Regions from separate parts of the Homo sapiens genome. Here region 1 is linked to region 2. The links are chromatin contacts, found by Hi-C or POLR2A ChIA-PET in ENCODE. All regions are on one chromosome and are shown on one strand. The core of a region is the stretch at or near the end of the contact, and the rest is flanking DNA. Distances in the headings are between cores, read along the strand shown. Region 1 overlaps LINC01697 (long intergenic non-protein coding RNA 1697). Region 2 overlaps LINC01695 (long intergenic non-protein coding RNA 1695).

Region 1 (6,161 bases), core at 413-2,912, 120 kb after region 2:
CTAATCAAAATAGTGCCAAAACAAGTTTAATAAAAATGTCTGAAGAGCTATTCACTATGGCTAAGTAAGAATCACACATTAATAGATTGTTTTCTTTCAGTTTGAGTATTCTTCTTACATATTCTTTTCTTTAGAAATTCTTACTTGACCTCATCGAGTGTAAGTTGGATGCTTCCCTAATATACTTACAAAGCAACCTGAACTATCATTCTATGCCCATTTGAATGCCTAAAATTAAAACAACTATCAATCCCAAGTGTTGGCTAGGAAGTGGAGCAGCTGGAACGTTCATACATTGCTTGTGGGAGTATAAAGTGGTACAATTACTTTTGGAAGATTAATCCATTTCTTGAAAGGTTAAACATATGCCTGCTCTACAGCCATGTAATTCCACGCAAGGACATGAACAAGATGCTGCCTAGAAGCTTTACACAACGTAGTAAAAGACAGTAAATAACCCTAATGTTTATCAGCAGGAGAGTTAATAAGCAGATTGTGGAATAATGCTTCCTATTGAAAAAGAATGAACTACCCATGCATGCGACTGCGTGGATGAATCTCATTAGCATTATGTGGACAGAGAGACGACATTCACAAGACAGTACATATAGTGTGATTCCATTCATAGGATATTTAAGAGTAGATCTCTGGTTTGCTGGTGCTGGGATGACAGAGTGGGGATTGTATACAAAGGCTTAATGTGTAGTGGGTATAAAAATCTATGCATTTGTCATAATGCATCCAACTATACACTTAAACAGTGTTCATTTTATTATTTTTGCTTTAAATTTTAGAAAATTAATTGCTACTATAACACCAATAATTCTAAAGGAAAACCTATAAGATCATTTCAATGGATGTCGAAAGTAAAAAAAAGATACTCATTTCTATTAAAAAGCAAAGCAGAACATAAGAAAAAAATGGTTTAAGTAGGACTAGAAAGTTAGTTTTTGAAATATGGTTAAGAAAAACTATATGAAATCAGTAGCCATTGGTAAATATAATTATGTGATGGTTATAAAATATAACTATTATTATAGTTAATTAAATTTATTAAATATATTAATAATATTAATATTTTAATATTTTACATTATGAAATTTAATTATGTTTAAGTATTGCAAACAAATAACTATTTCAGGACATTTTAATTAATATTAGAAAACTAAAGATAGCTAACTAAAAACAAATGAATTACCAAAAGGTTTCAGATAGGCATTAGGAGAATAAGAAGAAAGAGAGAAAATGCTGAAGTTTTCTTATAACTGATGACTTAGACTAAAATATCTGTACACAAATCAAATGCAAAATATAAGCAAATCTGTACAGCACACATAAAAGACCTGTACAAACATGATTATAAGAATTATGAATATATATATGTGTGTGTGTATATATATATAAAATTTGGAATATATTGAATTTTGCTTAAGCTAGTTAATGAAGGTCTAAATATTATTAAAGTGTCCTATTTTTTCCTAGATTAATTTACACTTATGGTAGGCAGCCAGCAAAAAAAAAAAAAAAAAAAAAAAAAACGACAGAGGATTTTAGTGTGACAGCTGCAAGGAACTGATTCTGCCAAGAACAGAAATGAACTTGGAAAAGAATCCTCACACCAGATAGCAACACAGCCTGCTGTCACGTTGACTTCAGCCTGAACAGTGAGCCCAACCACACTGTGCTGGACTTGGGACCTATGAGCTGCTAACGTTGTAGTAATTAATTACATAGCAATAGGAAACTCACATGACGTTTAAATATGACATTAAAGCCACTCATAGTCTTGAGGAGACTCTTAACTTTTAACATAATATGGTTATTCATCTGAAAGAATGATCCTTTTTTATTTTAAAGTTATAAAGTAGATGAAGAAAAGTTGGAATTAAAGAAGTGTACCCCCAGATATTTTAGACATAATTAAATGTGTCCTGTCATCGCAATGATTTATAGATGTATTGTGAAAGCCATTAGAATGTCCGGAGACAACTTCTGCTTTCCTAAATTTTTAATATATGATTTAAGAATCATCAAAACTCATGAGGCAGATATTTCTTATTAAACAAAATGTGTTTGAAAATTTACCTTGGAAACAAAATCAAATGAGGTCCAAACTACACATGAATAAGATCAATTACAGTTAGATTACATACTTAAAAAATTTAAACCACAATAATCTAAGATAAAATAACAAAATCAGCTTTGAATTTGCAATGACTTTCTACATATAAAACACTGTGAAAATCAAAACTTTCTTCATGGTAGAAACATAAATAAGGCCCGGACCAGTGGTTCACGCCTGTAATCCCAGCACTTTGGGAGGCCAAGGCGGATGGATCACCTGAGATCAGGAGTTTGAGACCAGCCTGACCAACATGGAGAAACCCAGTCTCTACTGAAAATACAAAAGTAGCTGGGTGTGGTGGCACATGCCTGTAATTCCTGCTACTCGGGAGGCTGAAGCAGGAGAATTGCTTGAACCCAGGAGGTGGAGGTTGCTGTGAGACGAGATTGGACCTTTGCACTCCAGCCTGAGCAACAAGAACGAAACTCCGTCACACACACACACAAAAATTAAATTAAAAAAATTAAATAAATAAAAAAGACAAAAATGGAAAATACTTGTAAGGAATTTATGTTTAATATAAAAGGAACTCTAACATGATTATTGAGTTAAAATAAGAAACAATTTGGTAGACATAAATTGGTTCTCAGGACAGGAGCCATTGAAATGGATAAAAGCATGTTAGTAATAAAATAAACTAAGTGAAAATACTAGTTTACATTTATTCAACTGACAAGCATATTTTTAAAACAATAATGCTGAGATAGACTCAGCATATGCAATATAATTCAAGAGTGTTAAACCATTCATATCCTTTGACAAAGTAATCCAACTCTTAGAAAACCTTTTATAAGAAAATAATCAGAAATTTTAAAATTATTTACCCACATATTATTTATACTAATAAGACACTGGAAATAATCGAAATATTTCACAGGAGAGAAACTGGGCTAATAAGTTATGGTATAACTAAATGGCCAAATATTCTGTTGGCCTTAAGGTGTTTTATGAAAAAAATATTTACATGGGGAAAATGCCCATGGTTTCTTAAGTAACAAAGTTAGATGTCAAAATAGGTAACTATTAGTTAACTATATACAAACAAAAATAATTGGAAGGAAATGCCTCCATATGGGAATGATTATTTCAGACTTTGAAGACTATAGGAATTATTATTTTTTTCTTTAGAATTTTCTTTCTTTCTTTCCTAGCATTCCTATAGAACACTTTTATTAACTTTTAAGTCATAAACAGATCTATGTGAATTGTTACTTTAAGTGGTGCCTGTACTCTTGCTATTGAAAGTGTGACCTCGTGCATCAGCACTCGCATCGCCTAGGAGCCTGCTAGAAACTCAAACCCTATGCAGGGTAGCGGGGAGAAAATGCTATTTAAAAATCTGATGGTTCTCAGGGATCATGTTGAAATTTTACTATTGTCAAGGAGGCAATTTTTCATTCCCTGCTTCCTAACGTTTCACAGTGTTCATTCATATCTACCATGTGTTTTCCATTAATATTGTTCTGTCATAATTATTCCCATTTCTAAGCAGAGCAAAGTCCTTTTTAAAAAATTTTTTTTTTACTCTGAGTTCCAGGATACATGTGCAGAATGTGCAGGTTTGTTACGTAGGTATACATGTGCCATGGGAGTTTGCTGCATCTATCAACCAGTCATCAAGGTTTTAAACCCCACATGCATTAGGTATTTCTCCTAATGCTATCCCTGTCCTTGCCGCCCACCCCCTGACAGGCCCTGGTGTGTGTTGTTCGCCTCCTTGTGTCCATGTGTTCTCATTGTTCAACTCCCACTTATGAGTGAGAACATTCAGTGTTTGGTTTTCTGTTCCTGTGTTGGTTTGCTGAGAATGGTGGTTTCCAGCTTCATCCATGTCCCGGCAAAGGACATGAACTCACTCTTTTTTATGGCTGCATAGTATTCTGTGGTGTATATGTGCCACATTTTCTTTATCTAGTCTATCATTGATGGGCATTAGGGTTGGTTCCAAGTCTTTGCTATTGTAAATAGTGCTGCGATAAACATACACGTGCATGTGTCTTTATAGAAGAATGATTTATAATCCTTTGGGTATATACCCAGTAATGGGATTGCTGGGTCAAATGGTATTTCTAGTTCTAGATCCTTCAGGAATCACCACACTGTCTTCTACAATGGTTGAATTAATTTACACTGTCACCAACAGTGTAAAAGCATTCTTATTTCTTTTTTAAAGAAAATCATATTGGTAGTTGGGTCATGGCTTTTAGATGAGAGTGGTCTTTGCACAAGTCTCCTATTTTGTTTAAAATAATAATGGTGATGACATTATTAGTAGGCTTAATATTTTACAAATAATTTTACTTTGAATGGAAACAGAATATTTTTCTTGTAGGCCCGTATACAGTTAATTTAGCAAAGAATTAAATAAAAAGTCACATTTAAAAAAATTAATTTTCTTAATTAAAAATCCTTATAATTGGCTAGGCGTGGTTGCTCATGCCTGTAATCCCAGCACTTTGGGAGGCTAAGGAGGGCAGATCACGAGGTCAGGAGATTGAGACTATTCTGGCTTACATGATGAAACCCCGTCTCTACTAAAAATACAAAAAAATTAGCCGGGCATGGTGGCGGGTGCCTGTAGTCCCAGCTACTTGGGAGGCTGAGGCAGGAGAATTTCTTGAACCAGGGAGGCGGGGCTTGCAGTGAGCCAAGATCGCGCCACTGCACTCCAGCCTGGATGACAGAGCGAGGCCCCGTCTCAAAAAACAGAAACAAACCAACAAACAAAAAATGCCTTATAATTAAAAAAAACTCAAAGGGTTCTGTTAATTTATCATTACTTGAGAATCCATAATTTTAATATGTGTGTTAAAATGTATGATTTAAATTCCCCACGGACACACTGCATCCTTGGCTTTTACAGAGATGTTAAAAATGAATTAATCTTATGATATTCACCATAGTGTTATTCAAGCCAGCATAAACAAAACATCCCAAGAAAAATATCTTCCTGCTAGAAAAAGAGGTCTCTGTTTCCTTTTATCAAAAAATTTGAGCCTTGTTGAATATAATACATGTTGTATATTGAAATGAACTTTATTGTATAGTTTTGTTCATCTTGGACATCTTGTACACGTAGTTTTTTCATTCATACTCCTTTTAACTTTTTCGTCTAATCTATGCAGATTCCTCCTATGTAAAATGGAAGGAACAGTGATTAACATGGTTTAAGTTGTGAGAATTTAATAATAAAACACACATTCCTCAAGAGTTCAACTCACTGTCAGATACACAGTGATGTTCTGTGAACAGCAGCTACTTTTATTATAAATTTCTTCTTTTCAAAATATTCTGAAATATAAGCAAACGTGTAGTTTTGGAGGTGGATATAAACACAAATATCACTATTTTTATAAAAGTTGTTTTAGAAACCCTTCAAAGAATCTCCTAAATACTGTGATGCATTATAAAATAGTTATGATATTTTGAGGTTTAAAATACTTATTAAAAGAGGCATATTCATATCTAGACTATTAATCTTAAAACAAATTATCTACAAGTTAAAAATAAACCACAAATTGAATAGTAAAAATGTGTGAATTGGGGAGAAATAATAAATACACACATTTTGATTCTGGTTATAAGCTGGTAAGTAATTAGATCTGGGTTTTAGACCTGATTCATTAGCCATAAATTTTAGTATCTTTAAGGCTGAAGTTCCTCATCTGTATTGTGATAAAATGATACTAGTTTTTTGCTAAAGTTTTCCTGACTCAAAAATTTCAAAAATTAATTAATACCCCTCTAATCTGAATTTAATTTCTAAAGTTAAGAATGAGGATTTTTATTTCTGTTGTATCATTCTAAACATATATTGAAAGTTTTAAAGTACATTTGTATTCTAAAAGTCTATTTACTGAAGAAGATTTTGGAAGAATATAGCTATCTGTAATCAACTATTCTAAGTACATTCAATTTTCCAAATTTTGATCATTTTCCTCATAGGGCTACAGCTCATCTCTGCTCTTAGACCTGGTCTCTTATTCAACTAGTTTGTCAGAAAGCTGGAAATTTTGAAATATTATAGCTCTAGTTG
Region 2 (6,609 bases), core at 3,027-5,526:
AGGAGGATTTTAATAATCAATTGGATAGGATGACCTGTTCTGTGGACACCACCCAGCCTCTTTCCCCAGCCACCCCTGTCATTGCCCAATGGGCCCATAAACAAAGTGGCCATGGTGGCAAGGATGGTTGTTATGCATGGGCTCAGCAACATGGACTTCCACTCACCAAGGCTGACCTGGCTGTGGTCACTGCTGAGTGCCCAATTTGCCAGCAGCAGAGACCAACACTGAGCCCTCGATATGACACCATTCCTTGGGGTGATCAGCCAGCTACTTGGTGACAGGTTGATTATGTTGGACCTCTTCCATCATGGAAAGGGCAGAGGTTTGTCCTCACTAGAATAGACACTTACTCTGGATATGGCTTTGCCTATCCTGTATGCAATGCTTCTGCCAAGGCTACCATCTGTGGACTCATGGAATGCCTTATCCACCATCATGGTATTCCACACAGCATTGCCTCTGACTAAGACACTCACTTTATGGCTAAAGAAGTATGGCAGTGGGCCCATGCTCATGGAATTCACTGGTCTTACCTTGTTCCCCATCATCCTGAAGCAGCATTGAGAGAATGGTGGAATGGCCTTTTGAAATCACAATTACAATTCCAACTAGTGACAATACTTTGCAGGGCTGGGCAAAGTTCTCCTGAAGACTGAGTTTGCTCTGAATCAGTGTCCAATATATGGTGGTGTTTCTCCTATATATCCAGGTTTCATGGGTCCAGCAATCGGGGGGGGACGTGGAAGCGGCACCACTCACCATCACCCCTAGTGATTCACTAGCAAAATTTTTGCTTCCTGTTCCTGTGACATTACGTTCTGCTGGCCTAGAGGTCTTAGTTCCGGAGGGAGGAACGCTGCCACCAGGAGACACAACAACAATTCCATTAATTTGGAAGTTAAGATTGCCACCTGGACACTTTGGGCTCTTGCTACCTTTGAGTCAACAGGCTAAGAAGGGAGTTACAGCGTTGGCTGGGTTGATTGACCCGGACTATTAAGATAAATCAGTCTACTACTGCATAATGGAAGTCAGGAAGAGTTTGCATAGAATGCAAGAGATCCATTAGGGTGTCTCTTAGTATTACCATGCCCTGTGATTAAAGTCAGTGGGAAACTACAACAGTCCATTCCAGGCAGGACTACAAATGGCCCAGACCCCTCAGGAGTGAAGGTTTGGGTCACTCCTCCAGGAAAAAAACCATGACCTGCTGAAGTGCTTTCTGACGGCAAAGGGAATACAGAATGGATAGTAGAAGAAGGTAGTCATCAATACGAGCTCCAACCATGTTACCAGCTGTGGAAACAAGGACTATAATTTTCATGAGAATTTCATTCTTCTTTTGTTAAAAACATGTTTGTCTATGTATACACTTGTACTAAGAAAATATTTTTATTTTATTTTATTTTATCATGTGACATAAGGTTTATTGACTTCATATCAGCATTTAAATATTGTTAACTTTTTGTATTAGTATTTGGGTTGGGGATTGGTGCATTTCCAGTTGTATGAAGGATAGTTGTATTATATCAGGCAGAATTACGACCTTATTATTATCTTTATTTGGAGATTATGATCTCAGGAGATGTGTATGGGTTCAAGTTGAGAAGAGGTGAAGTTGCGATGGTTAATACTGAATGTAAACTTGATTGGATTGAAGGATACAAATTATTGATGTTGGGTGTGTCTGTGAGGGTGTTGCCAAAAGAGAATAACATTTGAGTCAGTGGGCTGGGGAAGGCAGATCCACCCTTAATCTGGTGGGCAATTTAATCAGCTGACAGCAAATATAAAGCAGGCAGAACAATGTGAAAAGGAGAGACTGGCCTAGCCTCCCATCCCACATCTTTCTCCTGTGCTGGATGCTTCCTGACCTTGAACACTCGACTCCAAGTTCTTCAGTTTTGGGACTCAGACTGGCTCTCCTTGCTCTTCAGCTTACAGACAGTCTATTGTGGGACCTTGTGAACATGTAAGTTAATATTTAATAAAGTCCCATATATATATAATGTTATATTATATATGTTTATTTATTCTATTAGTTCTGTCCCTCTAGAGAACACTGACTAATACACAGGTCAATGGAAAAGATGAGTGGGGCCAATCCTACATCTGCCCTTTGGATATTGGAGTCAAGTAGTCTAGCATATGGGTACACACCATCATATATTGGCCATTGGTTCAGTGCATAAAGCATCTCCTGGACCAGAATGTCCAGCTCCACAAGAGAGGCACAATCAAGGCCTGGCTTAAAGACAGTTCTCATCTCAGGTCAAGAGGGACACAGCTGGTGGTGTTTAGTAGATAAATTGATAGAAGTGGAGCCAAGGCATTTATAACTATAAGACAAGCACTTGTCATTACTGGGTTCCCTGCAGATGGAAAACAGAACAAGCCATGGAGGCCCCAGGGATCAGGCAGGGCCAAGAGGATCTGATGGCGGAAGGGGGAGCACATCAACAAGACCTTACAAGGCAACTTGCATGGATGCTCTGAAGCAACTTTGAGGTCTCCTTGATGAGGAAAGTTGGCTCAACCTGCTGTAGAGGTGAGTCATTTGTTTGAAGTTTATTCATATTTTATGGCCTCTTTTCAGGTGTCTGACCCTCTTTCCACACACACAAAAATCTTATTTACTTACTTTATTGATATTCCTCTGCAGTTGGAATACATTTATTCTCACCATCTTGGCTCCCAAAATCTGTGAATCTGATACCATTTCCTATTCTGATAGTATAATGCCACTCATACACGTTATATCCTTATTTCAGCATAATGTTTGATGGGATCTTTTCTGGTATCTTTTTTCACAATCTCTAACACTAAAACTTAGTGTGTCTTGCAATTTTTTACAAACATATTTTTCATTTATATCAAGAGGACTTTAATTTTTGTGATAGTATAGATTAATTTCATCAGTTCCCCCGCTACTCCGGGTACCATTTAGAACTATTCCTAGACTAAAGTCTGCACTGAACTACAGTAAATGTTTAGTCTAGTTTTAGTAGTTATTCCTTTTAAGGACAAATCCCATCATGTACTGGAGTTCACACAAAATGTTTTGAGTTCTGTAGATATCTTCCTGCTAAGAATTTTAAATTCCAAGGTATAATTTGGGGAGATAATTAATTACACCAACATTGTGTCCTATTGGAGGAAAGACCATTTGCCATTTTTCCCTATGCATATTCTACCTATGCTCACCTAATTCTTAGCAACTTCCTCTTGCTAGCTCCATTCCCAACCCAAGGAAAAAAGATTAACCTGCTTATTCAAATTCATAGATATTGATTGCACACAATTACTAGAGGACATTGCCATTGCATGCACAATCACTGGTTATATCTTCAAAGTGAGGAGTCTAGGTCTGGAACTTCTCATTGTCATTTTTTTTTTTTTTGTATTGTGTTGTAGAATTGGTAAGCAATGTTAGGAAGTCCTCTTAAATTTTGGTGGCCTTTCTCTGTCTTTCATGCTGTGTCTGAATGGGTAAAAAAAAAACCCCTCCAGCTATATGTTTTTCTCTCACGCAGGTATACCTGAGCCTTCTGCTCTCAATATCTAAAATGTGACGTCTTAACATGAGAGAGGTGTTTAGGAGGTCCCTTTCTGACTTAAAGCCTAAGTCAGAGGCTTCAATTTACTTTTTCACCAGCAGAATTAGTTGCAGAATCTTGCAACCAACAAAATGACCTTTATTCCTGTTCTGTTTTGTTCATTCGTTGCCTTACTTAGTAACCACTTGGGAGAGATTCTTGACAGTGACATAGGATTTAAGCTTTCCTAGCCTCCTGACTGCAAAATGATCATAATACCATCAAACGCTATCCCTGACTTCTAAAATTGCTTCAAACATTTGATGAGCAGTTCTGTAGTTATATATAAGTCAAATTTCTACGTTAGCTTTTGCTACCTGAGGACAGAGAGCATGAATTTTATTTCTTATCCCAGGCAGCAGGTATAGTGCTTGTACACAGAAGGTATTTTTCCAGTGAGTCAGAACATAATCCCAAGTATATCATTTTGAAATCATATTTCTCAGATATTTGAAGTTTCTTATAAGGAAGTATTTAATTTATAATACCCCAAAAGGGATTATGCTAATTTTAAAGATGAGGAAATTGAGACCCCAAGAGATTAAAGGGTATGTTTAAGTTTCCATGAAGAGGAAGTGGCAGAGTTGAAATTCCAATGTAGATATGCCCAGCTCTAAAGCCAGCTCTTGGCAGAGCATCGCTGTTTCTAAGCTAGCCCGAGGGTACAGGGAGTTTTCAAATTCTCATCCTTAGTCAGCCAACATTATCTCATGCGACTCCATATCAGTTCTCCTGGTTCTGGGCAGCCACTTGGACATTCTTGATGATGAAATATTTTGGTCTGTTGGCTGTTATGCAACCATAGTCAACTAAAAAATATCCTTATGAGAAAGTGTCTTCTCCATTATGCTGTTTATTTACAAAAGTCTTGGAGTAAGATGAGAGGGAAAAGGGGAGACAGGAAATCAAGAAGTTCCGTGAAGGCAAAGCAGGAACATTTGGGAGAAAGAAATGAAATTCCAGCATTTTATTAATATTTAAAAATTGTTACATTGTATTCTATTGGTAAGAAATCTCTATATTCTCAGGCTGGTCACTTCTGTATGGCAGAAGTCAAAGGTTGAGTCTCCACCTTCAGCAATTGCCTCCGGCTTGTGTAAAGTTTTCTCTCTACAAGTATTCATGATTGAAGGCTGACTAGAGAATGCGCCAGGAAGAAAATAAAAGCCAGTTCTATCCTGTGCCTTTAGTTATGTACAGTCTAAATTGCACATTAGACTTGTCTACTTTGAGATAATCCTCTCTATAGTTACGATGAGCTAATGGAGTGTAGAGGATTGGCTTTTATTGTTAAATAAATATTGCTAATTTTGGTCACGTTTCCTTAGTCTAACCATTCTCTGAATCATTGTAAATAAGCAGAAAAGCAAGGGATGAGTAGCAAACCTTTTGTTATTGTGTATTTATTTCTTTGTTGACTGTTATATGATTGAGTATATTTGTTTTAGTTCTACAAAAACAATGGAAGCAGTTTATTAGAATGCAAGCAGTAAATAGGGGAAAAACATAATTCAGGATGTTAAAAAATAGAAATACAAACAACACATCAGGAAAAAATTGTATAAAAATATATATGTCATAATTTTTTAAATGGTTGCTAAAATTATGCCTACAGATTTAGCTCCAAGCACTCTGGCAGCAAAAGAAGAAATGAGAAAATATATTACTTAAAAAATTTGTATCATCTAGGAGAAGCATACAACTTCTTTTAGTTGTTATTAGAGTGGCAACCATACCTAAGCCCTATTGTTTGTGTACATGGGTTCTTAATGTTTTCTCAATGAATGCTTTTGATTTGCAGGCTGCAGCCAGTTGAACTCGTGCTTTCTAGGGCTTTAGTCCCCTCTTCTATGAAGATTGCTCCAGACCAAATGTGCACCCCTCTAGTTACTGTGGAACACAACACATGAGCAATGGCCACCAGGTTTCATTTGAGATCACGTGCCATTGAAACTCTTTAGTGATACGAGAACCAAGACTGCTTTTTGTCTTCTTGCTTCCTATTTCTGTCCTATTTCTTCTGGAATTCTAGATAATTATGAGCTACGATTTGCCCTATCCTTCTAGATTACAATGTGATGAATTCCTGCTGATTAATTTATATCTCAAATGCATGGCATTGTGAATTGGTACTATTTCTGTTCCTTTGAAGGAACACCCAATATTTGAAATCACTCTAGAGCTAGAAAAGACAGCAAAGTAAAACAATCTGGTCCTGGAATATAGTAACTTTTCCCAGGGAACAGTAAGAGGGAAATATGCACCAAAGAAAAATTCTATTTTTTTTACTTTCATTATTATATACCTGAAGAAGATATTCTTATTTACAGGTGGGTAATTAACTTATAGCAATTCTAGGACATCAGGAAGCTCATCCTGCAAATTCCCTCGATTCAAAAATAATTTGAGTCAGTAGCTGAGGTTTCAATTCTTTCATTTAATTGGTTGAATCTCATTGGCTTTTTTTTCCAATCACTAACACGTTAGTGTAAATATGTTGAACAGATTCTCTCAAGCCAGAGAATTTGTTCAGAAAATCTCTCTTATATAATGAAGGACACACGACAAATTAAATAGATTTGGATGGGAAGAAGTTGGAAAAAGTGCGTTTAGAATTGATTTAATGCATAACAGCTGAACCCTTAGCTATAGGACAGCTCAGCCAGGGTTCTGATTAGTATCTGATTCAATGTCAGATGCATGAATGATGTAAACTTCTGTACTTACTTCATATCTTTTGAAAGTCCTGACTTGTAGAAAGATTTGGAAATTTTGAATCATCCCAAAGCATTTCTAAATGCTCATATACAAAACTATTATTTTTTGTATTTTTAAATAGCATAGAAGTCAAATGAAAAAATAAATGATAGAGAATATTACCTTAAGTGTGCCATATTATTGACCTTCTTACATGAAAAGTCATTTTCTAAAAAAATACGATACAAATCTTTTCTTTAAAACAACAGGAAACTTTAAATTATTTAAATAATCATACCTACTCTAAAATAAC

What was found. Hi-C counts contacts between places; a loop is a spot of excess contacts on that map. ChIA-PET counts read pairs that join two places held with the same protein, here RNA polymerase II (POLR2A). Pooled maps may share reads with other maps.
Region 1: a map of gastrocnemius medialis shows a loop between it and region 2 (2.0-fold over the local background). The contact joins two enhancer-like sites. A Hi-C loop is called at or near these places in 4 of 168 maps with a recorded cell type or tissue (Right ventricle myocardium inferior, gastrocnemius medialis, heart left ventricle and 1 more) and 3 of 50 pooled maps. POLR2A ChIA-PET finds 5 or more read pairs at or near these places in 1 of 52 experiments (PC-9).

The regions. Positions count from the first base shown.
Region 1 is chr21:28,094,977-28,101,137 of GRCh38, reverse strand. The region is part of intron 1 of LINC01697 (long intergenic non-protein coding RNA 1697); the gene reads right to left. Among named protein-coding and RNA genes, the nearest start is that of LINC01697, 50 kb to the right of the region's middle. Within about 2 kb of position 1,662, at least 4 of the 41 ENCODE cell types and tissues checked have a DNase peak (open chromatin) inside an H3K27ac peak, as active enhancers do; they include gastrocnemius medialis, where a contact is called at or near this core.
Region 2 is chr21:28,213,120-28,219,728 of GRCh38, reverse strand. All of the region lies in intron 2 of LINC01695 (long intergenic non-protein coding RNA 1695), which reads left to right. Among named protein-coding and RNA genes, the nearest start is that of LINC01695, 12 kb to the left of the region's middle. Within about 2 kb of position 4,276, at least 4 of the 41 ENCODE cell types and tissues checked have a DNase peak (open chromatin) inside an H3K27ac peak, as active enhancers do; they include gastrocnemius medialis, where a contact is called at or near this core.